Regions from separate parts of the Homo sapiens genome. Here region 1 is linked to region 2. A link is an interaction called in ENCODE POLR2A ChIA-PET data of the cell type or tissue named here. Cell type or tissue: Panc1. All regions are shown on one strand. Each heading gives the region's core, and the rest is flanking DNA. Links, peaks and the distances in the headings are about the cores only.

Region 1 (11,434 bases), core at 2,009-10,008, 220 kb before region 2:
ATTATCTTTCAAAGCTTTTGCAAAACCTCCCAGCCTTCCAAGAAGGTTTTTGTCTTTCTCTATAACTTCTATAATTTTTCCCACCACCCTGACCAAACTCCTACACTCATGAATGGCAATAGAGGGTGATGGTTGAGGGTTTTGGAGCCAGAATGCTTGGGTTCAAATCCAGTTCACCATTTACTGCCTGAGTGACCTTGGGTGATTCACTGACCCCCCGTGGTCTGAGATTCCTTGACAATGAGAACAGTGACTAGCAGAGAGCAAACGTCAGCACACGTGAGCTACTGCCCTTGACATATCCTGTAGACTATAGGAGGATTTTGGAGCTAAGCCAGTATTTTGGCAATATGGAAACTACTTGTTTTCTGTGTTGATAGTAAAAAAAAAAAAAAAAAAAAAAAAAAAAAGTTTTGGAATTGGAAAGAGACAACCTTATCCTTTTTGCCCTTCCTGAGACTGAACTGCAGCCCTAGAGGTTTTCTGGGAGGAAAAAAACCAAATGTTTTAGGGTGACAGGGTTAGAGTGTTAAATCCGTCTGTGAGCTCTTTTATTTCTCTGAGCTAGATTTTGTTATGTAGTGGCAGTAAGGTTCTCCTTAGGTTTGCTTTGTAGCTTGTCATGAAATTCCTGGATATTTGAGGAAACAATTGGAAATTTTATAATTGTGCAATCTAATGAGAGAACCCTACTATTGCCTACTTATTTTGTGCTTTACAGGTTGGCTTAATAATTCCGTCCAATACTTTGCTATGTGTAGAGGGTGCCACTGTGCTCCACATAGAACCCTTTAGGTCCATGCATGCCCTCATGTGGGACAAAAGGTTTCCTCTACAAAAATAATTCTGAGTAAAAGAAATAAGGGAAGAAGGACAGGTACAGGAAAAATCCCTAGCCAGATGGCGATCCACCAAAGGTCTGGAACCTGAGCAGGTGCCCATTTTTATGGTTATTTCTTATGCGCTAAACAAGGGTAGATTATTCATGCCTCCCCTTTTAGATTATACAGGGTAACTTCCTGATGTTGCGGTGGCATTTGTAAACTGTCATGGTGCTGGTGGGAGTGTAGCAGTGAGGACCACCAGAGGTCACTCTCATTGCCATCTTGGTTTTGATGGGTTTTATCCGGCTACTTTACTGCAACCTGTTTTATCAGCAAGGTCTCTATGACCTGTGTTTTGTGCTGACCTCCTGTCTCATCCTGTGACTTAGAATGCCTTAACCATCTGAGAATGCAGCCCAGTAGGTCTCAGCCTCATTTTACCCAGCCCCTATTCAAGACAGAGATGCTCTGGGTCACATACCTCTGACAAACTGACTTGCAAAATTCCTGTAGATTTATCATTTGGTTTGTGAGACCCAGCAAGAGCTGGTTTCAGCATACCAGTGAAGGGCATTGCCAAAGAGAATGGCAGGTTAAAAAAATGAAAAATGTTAGGCAAGTTATGCTTGACTGCAAGGGGTAGGGTGGTGAGAAATGAGGTTCCAATGTAGAGTGGGACCAGACTGGAATGCCAACTTTAGATTTTTCTTTTTTTCCTGTAAGAAACAGGAAGTCAGCAGAAGTTTTTAAGCAGGCAGGTAATGTGATCAGCCTTTCAGGGTAGAAACTCTGACAGCAGTATGCAGCAAGTTATAGAGAAAGACTGTTATCTAGAATTCAAGTTAGCAGGCAAGTGCAGAAAATAATGAGCATCTTAGCCAAGGCAGCAACGAGAGCGGGGGTGGAGCTGGGGTAGAACTTGGTCAGAAAACGTTGGCAGGTGGAGTTAATAGGGTTTGATGAGGTGATTGGAAATCATGTGAGAGAAGAAGCTGAGGACAATAGTAAGGTTTCTAGCTTAGAAGTTAGACTTATGGTTAGATAATTGAGAATTTGTGTCGTTAATTGCTCTAGGGGTGGAGAAGGGAGAGTAGGCCATATTAATTTTGAGGAGCTTGTAGGCTAGATCCTGGAGATGTTTGGAAATATGTATGGAAGCTTGAGAAAGATAGATCAAGGACTAGAAATCAGTATATGAATACAGGTCATAGGCTTTGAATTTAGTAGGCTGCTGGTAAATACTTCCTATTTGCCATGATAGTACATTGGCTTGCTCAAGGAAAGAAGGAATTGTGAAGTCGAATGAAATAAAAAATGGAACTTTTGAGAACATCATCATTTAAAGGGCCAGTGGTCAGGAGTGTAAGAACCAATCAATAAAAGACAAAAAGAAAATAAAAATGGGGGGAGTGGGGGATGAACTGTTAGTGTGGCAAGAAAAACAAGAAACTGGAGAAGAGGGAAGAAAGTTTCAAGAAAGCACAAGTTGTCAAATGTCTGCAGTGAGGCCAAGTGGGTCATTGGCATCGGCATTGGCATTGGGGTCAGGGGTTCATTGGTGAGCCTAATGGATAGTTTCATCAGACATATGGGGCTGAAGCCAGATTGCAATGGGTTACCTTCAAAGAGGGCAGTCTTTGAAAAGTCACTGTCTTTTTTTTTGGCCGGAGTCTCACTCTGTTGCCAGGCTGGAGTGCAGTGGTGCAATATTGGCTCACTGCAAGTCTCTGCCTCCCGGTGTCAAGCAATTCTCCTGCGTCAGCCTCCCGAGTAGCTGGGATTACAGGCGCGCATCACCACGCCAGGCTAATTTTTGTATTTTTTAGTACAGACAGGGTTTCACCATGTTGGCCAGGATGATCTTGATCTCCTGACCTCATGATGCACCTGCCTCGGCCTCCCAAAGTGCTGGGATTACAGGCCTGAGCCACTGCGCCCAGCCAAAAAGTCACTATCTTCTTTAGGACAAAGACAGAACTGACATCCACAGAAATCAAATTCTATTTAGAGATATATCTTCTCACTTTGCCTCCTTGCCGTCTATAAATTACCTGTTATGAATTCTCCCTTCCATCTGCTTTCCAGATCCTATGTCCTCCTTCCTCTAGGATCTCAATTCACTCAATTCCTTTTACTTCTGTAACTTTGTCTCTCTCTTGACAAGCTCTTTCCCAAGAAGCACGTTCAAGTCTCTCCCAACTGTTCTAGTGCCTTCCTTATGTCTACAAACAGTGAACGTAATCTGCCTGCATTTACTCTCTCTCTTTCTTCAACTCCTGCTCACTTTGCAACCCATTACAATATGATTTTCAGCCCCATATCTTGGATGAAACTGTCCTTAATAGGTTCACCAGTGAACCCATAGCCAACACCAATGATCTACTTGGCCTCTCTGCAGACATTTGACAACCTGCCTTCTTGAAATCTCTTCCCCCTTAATATCTCCAGTTTCTTGTTTCTGTTGCCACACTAACGATTTGTCCCTTTTCTCTCTTTTTCTCACTCCCTCTCTTGTTCTTTTTTGTCTTTTATTGATTGGTTTTTCCTGTCCTGCTCACCAGCTCTTTAAGTGAGGGTGTTTCTGAAGCTTCCATTTTTTAATTTTATTCAACTTTACCTGAGCAAATTAACTTTCCCTCTCTGGTGGAATTTACCATGTGGCCTAAATCCTCCCAGAAATGGTGCTCAGCGCTGTGCTTTGATCAGAGTTGGGTTGGAGTAGAGATCCAGGCCTCAGCAAGTGAAGATATGTTTTTGACCTTGTATTCTAGTTGAGAATAGGAAAGCGGACTTTGATACCTTGTGGGTTCTCTTTCTGTTCTTACTAGGTCAGGGCGGTGGGCAGAGGACTAAAGCGTGAACACCGCCCTGTGACCAGAAACATCTGTTTGCCTTTCCCCAACTCTCTCTCCTTCTCCAGCCTTCTGATCATGTATCAAAGGGGAAGCAGGAGGCTAGGGAAGAACCAGTAGCATACTGATACTCCATACACATAAATAACTTAGCATCTGGTCAAGTTTCAACATGAACCAACTACCTGGGTACAGAGCCAGTGCGCCACCAGATTTTACTGTCCGGTTCCACTGAGGCGTAATGAGTACCCTTATTCCCCTTCCATCTCCTTAGGTGGAATTCTTCCCCTAGATCCTGGAATGGTTATGGAGGCAAGTTTTAAGACCTCTAGAACTGTTCTAGATTACTTCAGCTAGCCAAGACAGGGTAATTTGCAGCTCACAGGGCCCTTAACACAATTCTGTGTGTTCCTGGATTTCCCAGCTACTTCTAAAGAGGTTTCAGGAAACTTTGTTACTTTCAGGTTACTTGAGTGAATCTGAATCTTTACTTCATTAAAACTCAATTCACCTCAGCTGGTACTGCGTCCAGGCAGTCTCTTTGGACAGCCTCTGTCTTTTCTCTCCTAGGCTTGGTTCCATACCTCTACTTTAAGGTCCATCTCTTAATTGAACATTAAACATTAATATTTTAATTAAATTCTCATATTTTCATGCAGATAAATAAATGTTCCATGAGATTATAGATTTTTTCTTATAATAGACACAATTAGAGCAAAATATAAAGAGAATTAAAAAGCTGATGGACTGAATGAAGTGACCGTAGTGGAAAAATTGGAGAGTCACTGACATAGAATACAAACCTTTGAATGTGAAGAACGAATCAGGTAGTGAGTTAGAATCGATGCTTTAAGTGTTAATGTTGCTGGTTCATGTTGAAACTTGACCAGATGCGAAGTCATTGATGTGTATGGGTTATCAGTGTGCTGCTGGTTCTTCCCCAGCTGCCTCCTTCCCCTTCAATATGACCATACAAATAAGCTTTTTAAAGATCACTGTTGTACATCTTTTTTAACCTGCAACAATTTCAGGACTTGATAATCCATGTGGAACTAATAACAAATGTGCATAATAGGAAAAACGATAGTCTCAGCTTCCCTAGAAACATTGGAATATCTGTCGCTGGGCTCACTTTTTTACGCAATGATCTTCTGGAGCAGAGGTGTAATATCAGTGATAACTGACTCATAAAGGGCTTCTTATGTGACAGGCACTGTTCTAGGTGCCTTAGTTTTCAGTCTTCACAACAATCTTTTGAGGTCATGTGTATAATTACTTCCATTTTGTGGATGGGAGATTGAGGTACAGAGAGGTTTGGTCATTTGCCCAGGGGCCCAGTGCTGGTAAGTGAGGGAGCTGGGATTTTAGCCCAGGTGCTCTGGCTCTGGATTATATGCTGCAGACTTCTGTGCTGCGCATGCCTCCTTTAGATTGAGCCTGTTATTGCCATGCTCCTCTTGCCTCCATTTTGCTTGTATACCTTACCTACCCATAGGTGTTTTGAGTTAAAACACTTTCCAGGCCGGGCACGGTGGCTCACGCCTGTAATCCCAGCACTTTGGGAGGCCAAGGCGGGAGGATCATGAGGTCAGGAGATCGAGACCATCCTAGCCAGCACAGTGAAACCTTGTCTTTACTAAAAATACAAAAATTAGCTGGGCGTGGTGGCATGTGCCTGTAATCCCAGCTACTCAGGAGACTGAGGCAGGAAAATCGCTTGAACCAGGGAGTCGGAGGTTGCAGTGAGCCAAGATCGCGCCATTGCACTCCAGCCTGGCAACAAAGGGAGACTCTGTCTCAAAAAAAAAAAAAAACAAAAAAACAAAAAAACAAAAAAAACAGAACAACAACAACAACAAAAACAAACCACTTTCCAATACTTGCACCTTAGTTCCAGCCCTTTTCCTTGTTAGCCATACCTATGATGGGACATCATCTAAGATGTAATTGAGGGCCAGACACCTTACTGGATTTCATCCCCAGACAGAGGTAATTCCTTTCTTCTCTGAGCTTGTGCAACCCTTTATCTAGGCCTTTCTTACCACTTACTGCTTAGCTAACTAACATCAGCTATTCATTTGCAAGCCTTGGTTCTCCTCTATTACTCTAAGTTTCAGATGATTCTCTTTCTCCCCTACAAAGTTCTCTGCCCATAGGGTATACTTCATAATTTCTATGTTGACTTAGTCAACAGAGACCAACCCCATATATAAACATAACTAATTTATATATTCATAAACAGAGCACAGTTTCTGCTTGGTTTCCTTTGATTCTTGTTTGTCCTTTGATCTTCAGCCATCAGACCTGGGTAGGGAGCCAGTGCCCCACCGGATTTCTTTGTCTGGTTCCACTGGGGCGTAATGAGTACCCTTTATCCCCTTCCATCTCATTAGGCAGAATTCTTCCCCTAGATCCTGGAATGGTTATGGAGGCAAGTTTTAAGACCTCTAGCACTGCCCTAGCTTACTTTAGCCAAGATGGAGTAATTTACAGCCCATTAGGCCCTTAAAATTTGGCTTGCTTCTGTGTTCTCCTGGAGTTTCCCAGCTCCTTCTAAAGAGGTTTCAGGAGGCTGGGTGCAGTAGCTAACATCTGTAATCCCAACACTTTGGGAGGCCAAGACGGGTGGATCACTTCAGGTCAGGAGTTCAAGACCAGCCTGGGCAACATAGTGAAACCCTGTATCTACTAAAAAAAAAAAAAATACAAAAATTAGCCAGGTGTGGTGGTAGGCATCTGTAATCCCAGCTATTTGGGAGGCTAAGGCAGGAGAATCGCTTCAACCAGGGAGGCAAAGGTTGTAGTGAGCCAAGATCATGCCACTGCTTTCCAGTATGGGCAACAGAGTGAGACTCTGTCTAAAAAAAAGAAATAGAGGTTTCAGGAAACTTTATTACTTCCAGAATGTTACTTGTGTGACTCTGAATCTGATTTCATAAGCTCAGGGAAATATAACTTGATCTATATTTTAAGCCTTCATCCTTTAGGTAGGAAACTTATTCCCAGTGAGTTTAGGAATTCCCACTCATCACTGTTTGCTTTTAGGTTTTGGAGGATCTTATACAGTGCTGAGGCATTGTGGTTTGGGGAAGCCATGTGGGTATCACTCATCCTCAGCCCACATCACTGTTCCACCCGATCCTTGGTGTTTGATCCTTACAGTTTGTCCTGAGATATCCTTTGTTCTTATCTGTAAGACAGTAGATCTTTCAAATCCATTAGCACACATTTCTATTCCTGTTGAACTCTTGGGTACATATAATGGGCTGTGGAGAAAAGACAGATTGTCTTAGGTCCATCTGCAAGACATTCATGCAGACCCTGCTACATTTATGCTTTCACTGGGCACACAGAATCATTCTGTTTTTCCCTCACCAGCTGGAGCCTGGGGCTCTAAGGCCATTTGAGGCATTATCTTTCTAGACATACCTTGCATCTACTCTTCCCTAAGGTCTTGCCTCTTTCCAGGGTTCTGTCTGGGTATGAGGCACAGGGTCAGCTGCTTCAGATTCCACAGACCTATCTGGGAGTTTTTGTACCCCAGGGTTCTTTTTTCATTGGCTCCCAGATATTTATCTATACAGCCCTCATTTCCTCTGCAACACTTTCTCTTCCCCTCTTCTACCATCTAGCCTGGGAAATCACTTTCTATTCTAGGAGACTTCTTATTCGTCATGTAATCTTCTAAATCAATGCCTATTTTTTAAAAGATTCTCGGCCGGGCGCGGTGGCTCATGCCTGTAATCCCAGCATTTTGGGAGGCGGAGGTGGGTGGATCACTTGAGGCCAGGAGTTCGAAAACAGCCTTGCCAATGTGGCAAAACCCTGTCTCTACTAAAACTACAAAATGTAGCCAGGAGTGGTGGTGCATGCCTGTAATCTCAGCTACTTGGGAGGCTAAGGCACGAGAATAGCTTGAATCTGGGAGGCGGAGGTTTCAGTGAGCCGAGATCACACCACTGCATTCCAGCCTGGGTAACAGAGCGAGACTCTACCTCAAAAAAAAAAAAAGATTCTCCAAAAGATACAGGCTTTTAAAAATCCAAAGGAAGGAAGGAACTCCCGTTTCTTTGCTTTTTTTTCTCATAGCCCTTCAAAGAAGTAACAACTATAGAAAGGTGTGGCTACTGAATTTATTTTCTGGGCAGTATGGTAGGAGGAGAGTAATGTGAAGAGCTAAGGGAAAGATATTTGAGTAAAAAAAAAGTTAGGTAATATTCATGAGTTTGTCATTGATATCATATAGACATGCAAATGTTATCGCATACTGGATAGGGCTCAGAGCAGCTTCCAGGACCCACACTGATTTACACCAGCATTTCTAGGCAATTCTGTAAGTCCTGCAGCCCCTCAAGGTTTTAGAAATCCAGCTTCTGTACTGGCTCCTTAATGTCTAAGCTTCTGTTCTCTTCTCTCTGTAAGCAAGATAATAGTACCTACCTCACAGAATAGTAGCCAGAATTCAGCAACCTACCCTAGCACTCACTGTAGGCACTCAGGCAGTGATAGCTATTATTTATAATAGTACCAAGAAAAGTAATTAACAACAGGTTACTGTTCATATCAATTTTCAAGTTTTCAAACAGTCTTGATATTGGCTCTAGTATAACTCTAATTTATCAATACAATTGTGAACATTAGCACAGTTTTTCTTGTAGCAGTTCTCTAAATTCTTTTTCTACTCATCTACCTACCCTTTCATATTCCTGTCTTTTACCCTGCATAAACAAATTGTCCCTTTTTTTTTTTTTTTTTTTTTTTTCGAGGCAGAGTCTCGCTCTGTCATCCAGGCTGGATTGCAGTGGCACAGTCTCGGCTGACTGCAACATCTGCCTCCCGGGTTCAAGCGATTCGCTTACCTCAGCCTCCTGAGTAGCTGGGATTACAGGCATGTGCCACCATGCCTGGCTATTTTTTTTTTTTTTTGAGACGGAGTCTCACTCTGTCGCCCAGGCTGGAGTGCAGTGGCGTAGTCTCAGCTCACTGCAAGCTCTGCCTCCAGGGTTCATGCCATTCTCCTGCCTCAGCCTCCCAAGTAGCTGGGACTACAGGCGCCCGCCACCATGCCCGGCTGATTTTTTTTTTTTGTATTTTTAGTAGAGACAGGGTTTCACCATGTTAGCCAGGATGGTCTCGATCTCCTGACCTCATGATCCGCCCATCTTGGCCTCCCAAAGTGCTGGGATTACAGGCGTGAGCCACCGCACCCGGTCCCAGCTAATTTTTATATTTTTAGTAGAGATGGGGTCTCACCATGTTGGCCAGGCTGGTCTCTAGCTCCTGACCTCAGATGATCTGCCTGCCTTGGCCTCCCAAAGTGCTGAGATTATAGGCATGAGCCACTGCACTCAGCCAAATTGTCCCTTTTCTAATCAGCACTTCTACCCCCACACCACTGTGTTGCTATTGTAAACAATGCAGATGGTTGTTCAAGTATTCTGTGAATGCAAGCGAAACATAAGCTAACATGGAGAGATGTTTCTGGAAAGGTGTGAACAAATTGAGTCAAACCCGCATGTACTCAGAGCATGCATTACATAAAGGAAACTCGAGGTGGGCTCTCTTATAAAATGTACAGTCTTCTCATATCTGTCATATAAAGACAATTCACTTGTTTTACAGCTTCATATAGTTAAAGAAACTCATGTAATTTGTCTCAAGTGTTTAAGAAAGTCTTCATTTAATTAAAAAGAAAAGTACAGTTCATAATATAACAGAGCCAGGTCTGCCATTTCTTTGTTCATATTTCATCGTTTCGTGCCAGTCAAACTACCTGTCCTGTGACAAGTGGAATGGAGCTTGCATGTTCCCTATTAATTGATAATGGTGTTAACAAGGGTTTATTATATCTACTCTAGAAACTTTGGAAATACAGTGATTCTTAGCTATTCCCTGGCAGATCTCAATATTCTCTAAATTAGACTAACATTTTACCACAAAACTCGAATGGTAATTGCCTTCTTCCAATTTACCAAAGAACTTAAGTTGATAGTTAGAATCCTCTGTGCAGTACATGTGTGAACACATATGTGCATGTACACATGCATAAATTAGTATCAAAGACATGAACAGTTTCAACTTGTTCAGTAAATTGGGCAGTTGATGTCAGGGCACATGTAGAAGTTGAATTTTCTTAATATTCATTTGCTCTGCTGCTGCTTATACTTGCCAGCGAATAATATTAAAGGAATTCCTAAAATAGCTGTTCATTGTTTGATTAACTGCCTCTTGTTCTTGTTTTTCATTAACATTTGCTAATGCTGTTATAATATAGTGCTTTCTAACTCTTTTCATGACAGGACAGGACATATATATATGTGTGTGTGTATATATATATATGTATGTATATATAAAATATACACACACAGTTATAATGTTTATATGGGACACTGGGGTAAAGGGCTCAGGAATTTGCCCAGAGGCTGAGGCGATGAGCACACACGGACCCTCTTCAAGGTGTACCGTCGTACGCTGTGCACAGCCTGAGAAGCTGTAAGGTGCCACATCGCAGACATCATATAGTCCTGATTTCTGCTAGCAACATTGTTTCCGTGATCTTATGATCATTAATCACCAGTGTTCTGTTTCATCATCTACAAAAGAGCACTGTTACTCTCCAGCTGTTCCCCTTCCTGATGAACTTGCGAAAGTGGAGAGAAGGATATAAACTCAGAAGTGTCTTTGCTTGGTGGGTAAATTAGGTCTCCTTGCTATGTTCCTTCTGCAACCAAATAACTTTCTGCGAACACTTAATGCAGAGCTTGATACCCTGAGGGTTCAGAAGGGAAGAGACCATCAGGCAGTATGGTCTTTGCCTCATTTCTAAAAAGCTTCTGGTTATATCTGAGCTGAGCTGCTTCTAAATGCCAGGGCCTCCCTTGACAATGTTTCTTTTTTCTCACACGCTCCTTTCAAAAGGACAAGACACATTTAAAGATACAATTAAATATATTGAAGTTACAAAGCAATTTAAAGAAATTAAGCAATAAGACACACCCAAATATATGTTACAAAGGAATTTAAAGAAATTAAAGTAAATAGAACATTTTCCTCTTTTATTTGCATTGAAATAAAGTATTATTTCTTTACTCCTAGTATGTTATTGGAACTGTGATATACTTATTTAGAAAAAAAAGGTACTGAATCCTGGAATTCAAACCTAATCTTAGGTTTGAGTCCCAGAACTACCACTTATCCAATGAAATGAACAAGCATAGTTATTGTTTAAGCCTTCTCAATAAAATGGGACTGATGATACCTGAGGAGATCTCATGTATGAAAATATTTTGTCCAAAAGCAAAAGGTAAATACAATTGGTTTTTGTATTAAAAGGGCTCAATGAGCCCTCCAGTCCAGTGGCAGCTGCTTGTAGGAATTCAGACACTCAGTTGGTGAGGGCAGCTCTGGTGATGCCAAGTTGACGTGCGCCCTCCCTCTTTATTTCCTCCCTCGCCCTGCAGAGTAACCTGATCCACTACCTGGGACTGAGCCATCACCTGCTGGCACTGAATTTTATCATTGTTTCTTTTGGCAAAAAAAGCGCGTGGTCTTCTGCCCAAGTGAAGGTGACCGACACAGACTTTGATGGTGTGGAAGTCAGAGTGTTTGAAGGCCCTCCGAAGCCCGAAGAGCCACTGAAACGCAGCGTCGTTTATATCCACGGAGGAGGCTGGGCCTTGGCAAGTGCAAGTGCGTCCTGGTCACCTTCAGATGGTTTGTTGTTGTGGTTGGCCTTGGGGGAGATGCGTAACTGAGTTT
Region 2 (11,434 bases), core at 1,906-9,905:
AGCATGTGAGGTCTGTGTTCAGGAAACAGAGTTCTCTCCTTAGCGCACAGTAAATCTGAAAGACGACCAGCTTTAATCTTTCTCTTTATTTCCAACACTTTCCTGGGGCAATTTAACTAAGCCCTCCTTTTCAAAGAAAGCATGCAAAAACACTTGCTAAGAAAACAAAGTGGGCGGTGGCACATGCTGCTAGGGAATGTCAAGTTTTCTGTCTTAGGTGGTATTGATGGGAGAAATATTTGGCGGCTATTTATTGTCTTCTGCGGTTCTGCTATGGCTCTTACTGCAATCTTCAAGATGCATGAAGTCAGTAGGGTCGGTGGAAAATGGAAAAATATTATAGGCTGGGCACGGTGGCTCACGCCTGTAATCCCAGCACTTTGGGAGGCCAAGGTGGGCAAATCACTTGAGGTCAGGAGTTCGAGACCAGCTTGGCCAACATAGTGAAAACTTGTCTCTACTAAAAGTACAAAAATTAGGCAGGCGTGGTGGTGGGCACCTGTAATCCCAGATACTCAGAAGGCTGAGGCAGGAGAATCACTTGAACCCGGGAGACAGAGGTTGCAGTGAGCCCAGATCGCGCCACTGCACTCCAGCCTGATGACAGAGCGAGACCCCGTCTCAAAAACAGCAACAACAGCAAAACCTTACAGATTATGTACATATGCAATAAGCGCAGGAAATAAAGGTTGAGTAGCTCTCCTCTAGAGGATAATCTAAACACTTTTGTTAAATGGTAACAACCTTGAATTTTGCTATAAATCTACTGAAGTTACTAATTATTTCAATAAAAACTATGTCCGGATATAACAATTTAACACATGGGACAGCAGAAGGCACATTTAAGTTTCAGTACGCAAAGCAGGTTTTTCCATTTAAATGAAACAATTGTTCTTTCAAATTAGTTGTACTCACTTTGGAGTCTATAGTTTCTCACACACGCACAAAAAGTTCATGACAGTTGTTATTGTTTTGGCTCCATTGTCAGAAGACAATCTTGGCACACAGTTGAATGAGGCCAATTTTATACCAATGCGATCACATGCTTTAAATAAAAGAATCAGCTAATCTCACTAATGGATTGAGTTTTTCATCCAATTAATGGAATTGAAATAAAGCTTTTGGAAATCCTTGTTTAGTGAAATATTTTGCATTATTGAGAATGTAACTGAAATTTTTCTTAAAAGATCTCCATTGATGTTAAATGTATTTATTTTGGGGCGACAATACAAATAAAATTTTGGAGGGACATAGTGTCATGATAAAAGCAATGTTCTTACTAAATTATGAATTCTATAAAGCAGACATCCAAGCATGGAATTGTGGTACCTGTATAACTCATAATTCACCCGAAGAAGTTGTGATATACTGTCAATAAAAAAAAAAGAATTGAGCCAGAATAATCCCAGCACTTTGGGAGGTCAAAGCAGGCTGATCACCTGAGGTCAGGAGTTCGAGACTAGCCTGACCAACATGGTGAAACCCCATCTCTACTAAAAATACAGAAATTAGCCAGGTGTTGTGGTGCACACCTGTAATCCCAGCTACTCAGTAGGCTGAGACAGGAGAATCGCTTGAACCCAGGAGGTGGAGGTTGCAGTGAGATGAGATCACGCCACTGCACACTCCAGCCTAGGCAACAGCAAGACTTTGTTAAAAGAAGAAGAAGATGAAGAAGAAGAAGAAGAATTGTCAAAATTCACAAAAATTACACAGCTATGGCTTGAGTTTGTCCCCACCAAAACTCAGGTTGAAATTTGATCCCCTATGTGGCAGTGTTGGGAGGTGAGGCCTAGTGGGAGGTGTTTGGGCCACGCGGTAGGATCCCTCATGAATGGCTTGATGCCATTCTTACTGTAGTGAATGAGTTCTTGCTGTAGTAAGACTGATATAGTTCGGCTCTGGGTCCCCACCCAAAACTCATCTTGTAGCTCCCATAATTCCCATGTGTGGTGGGAGGAACCTGGTGGGATATAACTGAATCATGGAGGCAGGTCTTTTTCATGCTATTCTTGTGATAGTGAATAAGTCTCACAAGATCTGATGGTTTTAAAAATGGGACTTTCCCTGCACAAACTCATTCTCTTTGCCTGCCACCATCCATGTAAGATGTGACTTGTTCCTCCTTGCCATCCACCATGATTGTGAGGGACCCCCAGCCACGTGGAACTAAAAGTCCATTAAAACCCCTTTGTCTTCCCAGTCTCGGGTATGTCTTTATCAGCAGTGTGAAAACAGATTAATAAGGTAAATTAGTACCAGTAGAGTGGGGCACCACTGAAAATATACCCAAAAATGTGGAAGTGACTTTGGAACTGGGTAACAGGCAGAGATTGGAACAGTTTTGAGGGCTCAGAAGAAGATAGGAAAGTGTGAGACAGTTTGGAATTTCCTAGAGATTTGTTGAATGGCTTTGCCAAAAATGCTGATAGTGATATGGACAATAGAGACCAGACTGAGGTGGTCTTAGATGGAAATGAGAAACTTGTTGGGAACTACAGCAAAAGTGACTCTTGTTACATTTTAGCAAAGAGACTGGCAGCATTTTGCCCCTGCCCTAGAGATCTGCGGGACTTTGAACTTCAGAGAGATGATTTTAGGGTATCTGGCAGAAGAAATCTCTAAGCAGCAAAGCATTCAAGAGGTGACTTGGGAGTTGTTAAAGGCATTCAGTTTTATAAGGGAAGCAGAGCATAAAAGTAAAAAATTTTTAGCCGGACAATGCAATAGAGAAGAAAATCCCATGTTCTGAGGAGAAATTCAAGCCAGCTGCAGAAATTTGCATAAGTAAAAAGGAACCAAATGTTAATCCCCAAGACAATGAGAAACATGTTTCCAGGGCATGTCAGAGGTCTTCACAACAGCCCCTCCCATGACAGGCCCAGAAGTTTAGGAGGAAAAAATTGTTTTGTGGGCCAGGCCCAGGGTCCCTCTGCTGTATGCAGTCTAGGAAGTTGGCGCCCTGCATCCCAGTTGCTCCAGCCATGACTAAAAGGGGCCAAGGTATAGCTCAGGCTGTTGCTTCAGAGTGTGGAAGCCTCAAGCCTTGGCAGCTTCCATGTGGTGTTGAGCCTGTGGGTGCACAGAAGTCAAGAATTAAGGTTTGGGAACCTCTGCCTAGATTTCAGAAGTTGTATGGAAATGCCTGGATGTCCAAGCAGAAGTTTGCTGCAGGGTGGGGCCCTCATGCAGAACCTCTGCTAGGGCAGTGCAGAAGGGAAATATGGGGTCAGAGCCCCCACACAGAGTCCCTACTAGGGCACTGTCTAGTGGAGCTGTGAGAAGAGGGCCACTGTCCTCTAGAACCCAGAATGGTAGATCTACTGATAGCTTGCACTGTGTGCCCAGAAAACCTGCAGACACTCAACACCAGCTCATGAAATCAGCCAGGAGGGAGGCTGTACCCAGCAAAGCCACAGGGGCAGAGCTTCCCAAGACCATGGGAACCCACCTCTTGCATCAGCATGACCTGGATGTGAGACATGGAATCAAAGGAGATCATGTGGGAGCTTTAAAATTTTACTGCCCTGCTGGATTTTGGACTTGCATGGGGCCCATAGCCCCTTTGTTTTGGTCAATCTCTCCCATTTGGAACACAGCTCTATTTACCCAAAGCCTGTACCCCCATTGTATCTAGGAAGTAACTAACTTGCTTTTGATTTTACAGGCTCATAGGTGCATAGGTGGAAGGCACTTGCCTTGTCTCAGATGAGACCTTGGACTGTGAACTTTTGAGTTAATGCTGAAATGAGTTAAGGCTTTGGGGGACTGTTGGGAAGACATGACTGGTTTTGAAATGTGAAGACATGAGATTTGAGAGGGGCCAGGGCAGAATGATACAGTTTGGCTCTGTGTCCCTTCCCAAATCTCATCTTGTAGCTCCTATAATTCCCACATGTTGTGGGGGGAACCTGATGGGATATAACTGAATCATGGGGGCAGGTCTTTCCCATGTTATTCTCGTGATAGTCAATAAGTCTCATGAGATCTGATGGTTTTAAAAACGGGGAGTTTTCCTCCACAAGCTCATTCTCTTTGCCTGCTGCCATCCATGACTTGCTCCTTCTTGCCTTCTGCCATGATTGTGAGGCCTCCCCAGCCATGTGGAACTGTAAGTCCATTAAAACCCCTTTGTCTTCCCAGTCTTGGGTATGTCCTAATCAGCAGCAGCATGAAAACGGACTAATACAAAGACTGAATTAGTTCTTGTAGGAATTGATTAGTCCCTGGGAGAGCAAGCAGACTGCCCCCTCAAGTCCTGTTTCTTTGCATGTGTCTGCTTCCTCTTTGGCCTTCGTCATCATGTTATGATGCAGCAATGAAAACCCTCACCAGAAGCCAGGGCTATGCCCTCGAACTTCCCAGACTGTATACCATAGCTAGACAGATTTCTTTCTTTATAAATTCTCCAGCCTCAAGTATTCACTTATGGCAACAGAAAATGTACCAAGACATACACAAGCACAGAGTAATGAAACAAAAAATAAAATGTTTCAGAATGGTAGTACTCACTTTCTTTTTGCTACTCATCACTAATCAGATTTCAAAAATGCTTGTTTATTAAAATAAGTACTTTGTAATTTCTTAGTGTCCTAAAATGGGATTGTAAGTGAGTTTTCTAATGTTATTGTCTTTTTCTTAAAAGCAGTTGAGGCTGGGCATGGTGGCTCACACCTGTAATCCCAGCACTTTGGGAGGCTGAGGCAGGGGGATCATGAGGCCAGGAGATCAAGACCATCCTGGCTAACATGGTGATACCCCATCTCTATGAAAAATACAAAAACAAAATTAGCTGGGCATGGTGGCAGGCGCCTGTAGTTCCAGCTACTTGGGAGGCTGAGGCAGGAGAATGGCATGAACCCAGGAGGCGGAGCTTGCAGTGAGCTGAGATCACTTCACTGCACTCCAGCCTGGGCAACAGAGTGAGACTCCGTCTCAAAAAAGAAAAAGAAAAAAAAAAAAGCAGTTGAAATCTTTTATCAGAGCAGTCAACAAATGGAGTACCATAAAACCCTTAAAACCCAAAACTTTTAGTATTTGAAGCTCTTAGAAATGTACAAACTTATGAAAAACAAAGCTTGCAACAGGAAAACATTAAAAATACATCTGTACAAACAAGGAGAAACTGAATGAATTACATTTGAAGACTCAAAATCTACACTGATTCAATTTTGAAATTCTATAATTGGTATTTAAGATATCTGAAAATTGGGTTGAAATTTTTGGTGGAATAAAGCTGAGAAGGCTTTTTTTTTTTTTTTTTTTTTTTTAATGGAGTCTCGCTCTGTAGCCCAGGCTGGAGTGTAGTGGCGTGATCTCGGCTCACTGCAAGCTCCACCTCCCGGGCTCATGCCATTCTCCTGCCTCAGCCTTCTAAGTAGCTTGGACTACAGGTGCCCACCACCACACCTGGCTGATTTTGTTTTTGCACTTTTAGTAGGGACGGGATTTCACCATGTTAGCCAGGATGGTCTCGATCTCCTGACCTTGTGATCCTCCCTCCTCAGCCTCCCAAAGTGTTGGGATTACAGGTGTGAGCCACCATGCTCAGCCGAAGGCCTATTATTTTCTAAGATCTAAATGTGGTAAAATATTCAAAAGAATCATAGATAACTTATTTGACAAGTTTTGTCTTATAAAAATATTTGTTAAATAAAAGTCTCTAAAAAGCGACAAAGTGACAGAATCTCTAAAAATATTTGAGCTGAAGTTAAACATTTCAATATTACAAAACAGAAAATAATATCCTCCTTTTCTCAGCATTTGTTCTGAGCCTACTAGAAAGAGTAATAAAAAGTGTTAAGAATTTCAAATTTATTAACTGTAAATATAGAAAATGGTTGCAAGTAATTTTACTAAAAATGAAGATTAAAGTGTATCAAAAAAGCATTCATCATAGAAATACCAGTGATACAGTATTGCAGATAGATATGGCCACATAAATGATTAAAGTACGTAAATACATGCCGAGAATAATTTTCTTATTTATATTATTTTTAAAAATTCAGAATATCAATATAAAGATATTTCTTTGTTTTGATTTCATGTAGCAGTGTTGTTAGGGGGAGGCCCTAAAGGAAGATTTTCCCAAAGGTCTTCCACAACACTGTTGTTATAAGGCAAAGATTTCCATTCAGTCTTGGGAGCCAAGAGCAAGAATTGGATATCAGATAAATGTCAATGTCACCTGAATTCTGTGTTTTCAATGGCTGTGTGACCCTTCTTTATTAGTGTCTTGCTTCCTCTATCTTTTCTATATCTGTAGCTCCAAAAGAGCTTCAAGATGTGTAGCACTGATAGGTAAAAAGAGAGGAGAGGGAGAGACTAACCATTTCCCTTGGAACCTGTAACATCTACATGGGGAACCAGTGCTGTGGCACAGGCAACCCTCCTGAAGGAAATAAACCTTGTTAAGATGCAGTTTCGTAAGGAAGACTGCTTTCCAGCTGGGCTCACTCTAAGCACTGGACCCTTGACTTGAAAGGAAGGGTCTGCAGTATTGGTCTTCTCAATTTCCAGGCTCTTTACCCCTTCTCCAGTTCAGCCACGCATGCCTAAGGTTTTACACTGATCCATTGTCACCAGGAACTTCTCCTCCTCTGAAATCTTGCACTTAAACATCCCATACTGTGACCACAATCTTCTGTCATTCCAGGGCTCTCAGCTGTTACTCCCTCCACACAGAATTTCTCACAGTTCTGGAGACTGGAAAGTCCAAGATCAAGGCCAATTTAATGTCTGGTGAGGGCTTGCTTTTTGGCTCATAGGTGGTGCCTTCTTGCTGTGTTCTCACATGGTGGAAGAGACAAGCTAACTCCCTGGGTTCTTTTAGGAGGACACTAATCCCAATCATGAGGACTTTGCCCTCAAGGCTTAATGACCTCCCAAAGGCTCCATCTCCTAATACCTTCTACTTGGGGGTTAGGACTTTAACACATAAATGGGGGTGGGCACAAACATTCGTATCACAGCAGCTCTGTTTCTTACTCTTCACAGAATCTATTCCAAACCTTCTCCATTTTCCACAAGCCACACCAGTCCCTCATCAGATATCCATACATGTTACTTCGAATAGGGAATAAGAAGCTGCTCATTGAGAATTCTCTTGCCTCATTGTCACCACATGGAAAAGGTCCTCTGGAGTCGCACACGCCCTTTGCTCCTCTGCTCATGTCACAGCAGGAGCAGTGTCTGTCCTCCCAAAGACATCCTCTCCATCAATGCACTGCTTCTTTTCTCCTCCCACCTCCTATGATTATCCCGTCTCCCCTGAAGCTTCATCCTTCCCCTCTCTGCTGGCATCTACCATCAGTGTTTAAGCCTGTTCAAGATTTCCTGTCATAAAAAGACTTTGCTTAATCCCTTCTATGGATTGAATTTTGACATCCCTCTGCTAAATTCATATGTTGAAACCTAAACCCTAATATGATGATATTCGGAGATGGGACCTTTGGCAGGTAACTAGGTTTAGATGAAGTCATGAGAGTGGGGTCCTCATAACGGGATTGCTGTCCTTAAAAGAAGAGGAAGAGACCAGAACTCACCCACCCTCCACCAAATGAGGACAAAGTGGGAAGGCAGCTGTCTGCAAGCCAGAAAGAGAGCACTCACCAGACGCCAACCATGCTGGCACCTGGAGCTGGGACTTCCAGCCTCCAGAACTGTGAGAAATGCGTATCACTTGTTTAAGCCACACAGTCTGTGGTATTTTGTGATGGCAGCCTGAGCTGGTTAAGACACTTCCACAGTGCCCTCCAGCTCCTATCCTATCTCTCTCCTCCCCTTTACAGCCAAACTGGTTGAAATATACAGTATCCACTTTCTCTCACTCCACTCATTATTAACTTACTGACATTGTACAATGAGAATAGCACTGAAAAAAAAAAGGTTTAAAAAGATCACACATGGCAGCACTATGCTGGGACCAAGTTGATTTGTCCAATGGGGAAAACTCATGTTGAACAAATAATTGCCCAATAATTATTTAACTGTAGGTGAGTTATGTGCTATGGTAGAGAAGCTCTAGGTAGATGCTGTGGGAGCCTCTTTTACATTTACCCAGGCTGGTCTGGGGCATGACACTGAGGAGGGCACCCCTGGGGTAGTGACATTTATACCATAATTTAAAGGATAAGTGGCAGCTGACCGGATTGCTGAAGGGAGGAGTACGATTCCAGGCATAAAGAACAGCGTGGGAAAGGTCTGAGTTAGGAAGGAACATGACATGTTTGAGGAGCTGAAGGAATGTCAGAGTGCTGGAGCCTAGAGGGCAAGAGAGAGGGTGGCCTAAGGTGGACACTGTTCTGGAGATAGGGCCTTGGAGGCTATGCCAGGGACAGACAACATGAGTATCCTAAAAGCAATGTACAGCCAACGAAGGGTTGTAGTGGGAGAGTGAGTGAAGGGGTAGCATTTGCATTTAAGGAAGACCAGTCTGTCTGCTGGTGGGGTTGCGTTGAAGGAGACAGGATGAATAATAGGAAACATCCCTTCAATAATAATTAAGGACTTCTCAAAGGGAGAAAAGACAAATAGTGCAGTATTGTTTCCACATATGGTATGATCAAAGGGTTGGTCCATGGAACCAATTCAGTCGCCTGTGCTTGCCTACACAAGGCCCTAGTATAAAAAGTGAAAAGTCCCGGCACTGCTTAAGACAAAGTATCAGAAAGAAAGATTTCTTGACCTCAGGGCTGTGAGTCTATCTTGTGTTGGCATCAATGAGACTCTGGTTCCTGGGCCATTCCTTTTCTATCTTCACCATGGCAGCCATCATGGGAATCAGCACGGCAGATGGTGGCGCACAGATTGAAATGGGGAAATGGAAGCATTTTCACTTTGTTTTCTGGGCCTTCATCAACCAGCAAGCGAATGTTAAGCCCTAAAGCCTTAACTGGTTTAAAACTCTCTATCATGAGCCTGAAAGATGTCTGAATGCCTTGTTTATTCACGGAGTTTGTTTTGTAGTGAGAGATGGTTAAGAGCATCCATCAGGCTAGACGGTGGTGTGAAAATCCATCCTCAGTTCTGGTTGCAGAGGAGACACCATGGCAGTTGCCACTACATTGGGGATTTCTGGCTCTTTCCTCATCACCTTAAATTCGGGTGTCTTTTATGAGTAATCAAAAGCAGCAAAAGCCAACGCTATCAGGCCCAGTATTTTAAAACCAGAAAAAGAGATGAAAAAGAGAGGTTTGACCCTACTCAGTTTCAGGACTACGTTATTCAAGGCTGAACTGAAACTGGTACTGATTTGGAAGCAGTAGCTAAGTTTCTTGATGCTTTTCTGGAACAAAACTTGATTACCGTCGATGTGCAGAAACACTCTTTGACATTCTGGTGGGTGGTGGAATGCTGGCCCCAGGTGGTACACTGGCAGATGACATCATGCGTACAGATGTCTGCGTGTTTGCAGCCCAAGAAGACCTAGAGACCATGCAAGCATTTGCTCAGGTTTTTAACAAGTTAATCAGGCACTACAAATACCTTGAGAAATGTTGTGAAGATGAAGTAAAAAGGCTGCTGGTGTTCTGAAAGGGTTTTTCAGACTCGGAGAGGAAAAAACTGGCTATGTTGACTGGTGTTCTTCTGGCTAATGGCATCCATTCTTAATAGCCTTTATAATGAGAATTTGGTTAAAGAAGGGGTTTCAACAGCTTTTGCTGGAAAGCTATTTAAATCATGTATAAATGAAAAAGATATCAATGCAGTAACTGCAAGGAAAGTCAGCATGGATAACAGCCTGATGGAACTTTTTCCTGCCAATAAGCAAAGCGTTCAACACTTCACGAAGTATTTTACTGAGGCAGGCCTGAAAGAGCTTTCAGAATATGTTCGGAATCAGCAAACCATCAGAGCTTGTAAGGAGCTGCAGAAAGAACTTCAAGAACAGATGTCCCGTGGGGATCCATTTAAGGTTATAATTTTATATGTCAAGGAGGAGATGAAAAAAAACAACATCCCAGAACCAGTTGTCATCGAAATAGTCTGGTCAAATGTAATGAGCGCTGTGGAATGGAACAAAAGAGAGGAGATTGTAGCAGAGCAAGCCATCAAACACTTGAAGCAACACAGCCCTCTACTTGCTGCCTTTACTACTCAAAGTCAGTCTGAGCTGACCCTGTTACTGAAGATTCAGGAGTATTGCTATGACAACATTCATTTCATGAAAGCCTTCCGGAAAATAGTGGTGCTTTTTATAAAGCTGTAGTCCTGAGCAAAGAGCCCATTTTGAAGTGGTATAAAGGTACACATGTTGCAAAGGGGAAGAGTGTTTTCCTTGAGCAAATGAAAAAGTTTGGAGAGTGGCTCAAAAATGCTGAAGAAGAATCTGAATCTGAAGCTGAAGAAGGTGACTGAATTTTGAAACTACACCCTCAGTAAAGCAAACAGGAGTTGTAGATAAAATGTCCTGTCTCATGTGTCCTGGTTCTTACATCTTCCTACCTCCCTGTATCAAGCATGATATAAGGGCTTTCATGGCAAATTTTATTTTAACTGTTTCTATGGTTGCTGGAAATGTTGGGTTTAGTTTCTAAAACCATGTTTTAAGTAGCTACAGGAGATATAGATTTGAATCTAATGTTGCATTAGTCTTTTCAGTTATCTTCTACCGCCTGTATTTTCTACTGTAATAATTTAAGACCTTCCACAATGAACAGTTCACTTTATTCCCTGGGTTTTCTATAAACAGTTTTCAAGATATGATTTAGTTAAAAAATAATTTATTATAAAAATTCTGTTTGCAAATTAAACTGTAAAAGTGTCCAAAGTCTCAAAGGCAATGATTTGCGTGATAATATGGCATGCCCAGGGCCCTACTCATCAATGAAAAACCCATATGTAATAATTGAATTCGTTTAACATGAATCTTGAGTATGTGGACCATTGCTTGCCATTAACTTTTTTTGTTTGTTTGTTTGTTTTAACTCCAGTTGTCCTAAAGCTCAATTGTTTGCTCTCTGGGTTTTATCCTTAGAGAAGCCATGGAGAACAGACTTGAAAAGTTTAGGAAATCAAAATGTGGCAGAGGTGGCGGGAAGAAGAAAGATGAGATTTTCCCCTTGAGAAACTTCTGCATTTAGTTTGTATCTTTCCAGGCAAAACAAATGGGTATTTTTTTTATACAACCATTTTCAAATGAACCTTAGAAAAGTCTTATCATTTAAGGTATTTTATGCACAGAATACCCTTAGATTGATAGGAAAAGACTCATAAAGGAGTTTGAGTAAAGAAAATGACTGATGTACTAAACCCAGTAAAAATTGTTGACAATGTTAAAGGTCAGCTTGTTCTAATTGAGAATCTAGATATAGCTTAGATTTCCTATTGGCTTAGAGCATTTGCTATAACAAATGAAGTGCAATGACAATTATATATTCCTACTTGGTCATACTGGACTGGCTTCATTCTCTTAACATATTCTGTAATGACT

Evidence for each region. Peaks named below come from ENCODE experiments on the same cell type or tissue, not always from the same donor. Only the 100,000 strongest peaks of a DNase experiment are listed, where the experiment ranks them.
Region 1: POLR2A ChIA-PET joins it to region 2 with 19 read pairs; 2 of 35 experiments call an interaction of 5 or more read pairs at or near these places.

Annotation. Positions count from the first base shown.
Region 1 is chr3:172,647,817-172,659,250 of GRCh38, reverse strand. It overlaps NCEH1 (neutral cholesterol ester hydrolase 1), which reads left to right. Exons shown (of 5, transcript NM_020792.6): 2 at 11,137-11,365. Among named protein-coding and RNA genes, the nearest start is that of NCEH1, 58 kb to the left of the region's middle. In Panc1, for the core only: no CTCF peak of the experiment used is centred there; no DNase peak of the experiment used is centred there; H3K27ac peaks cover 2,811 bases.
Region 2 is chr3:172,424,768-172,436,201 of GRCh38, reverse strand. It overlaps the pseudogene BZW1P1. Among named protein-coding and RNA genes, the nearest start is that of GHSR, 18 kb to the left of the region's middle. In Panc1, for the core only: a CTCF peak has its summit at 9,378; a DNase peak (open chromatin) is centred at 9,357; H3K27me3 peaks cover 367 bases.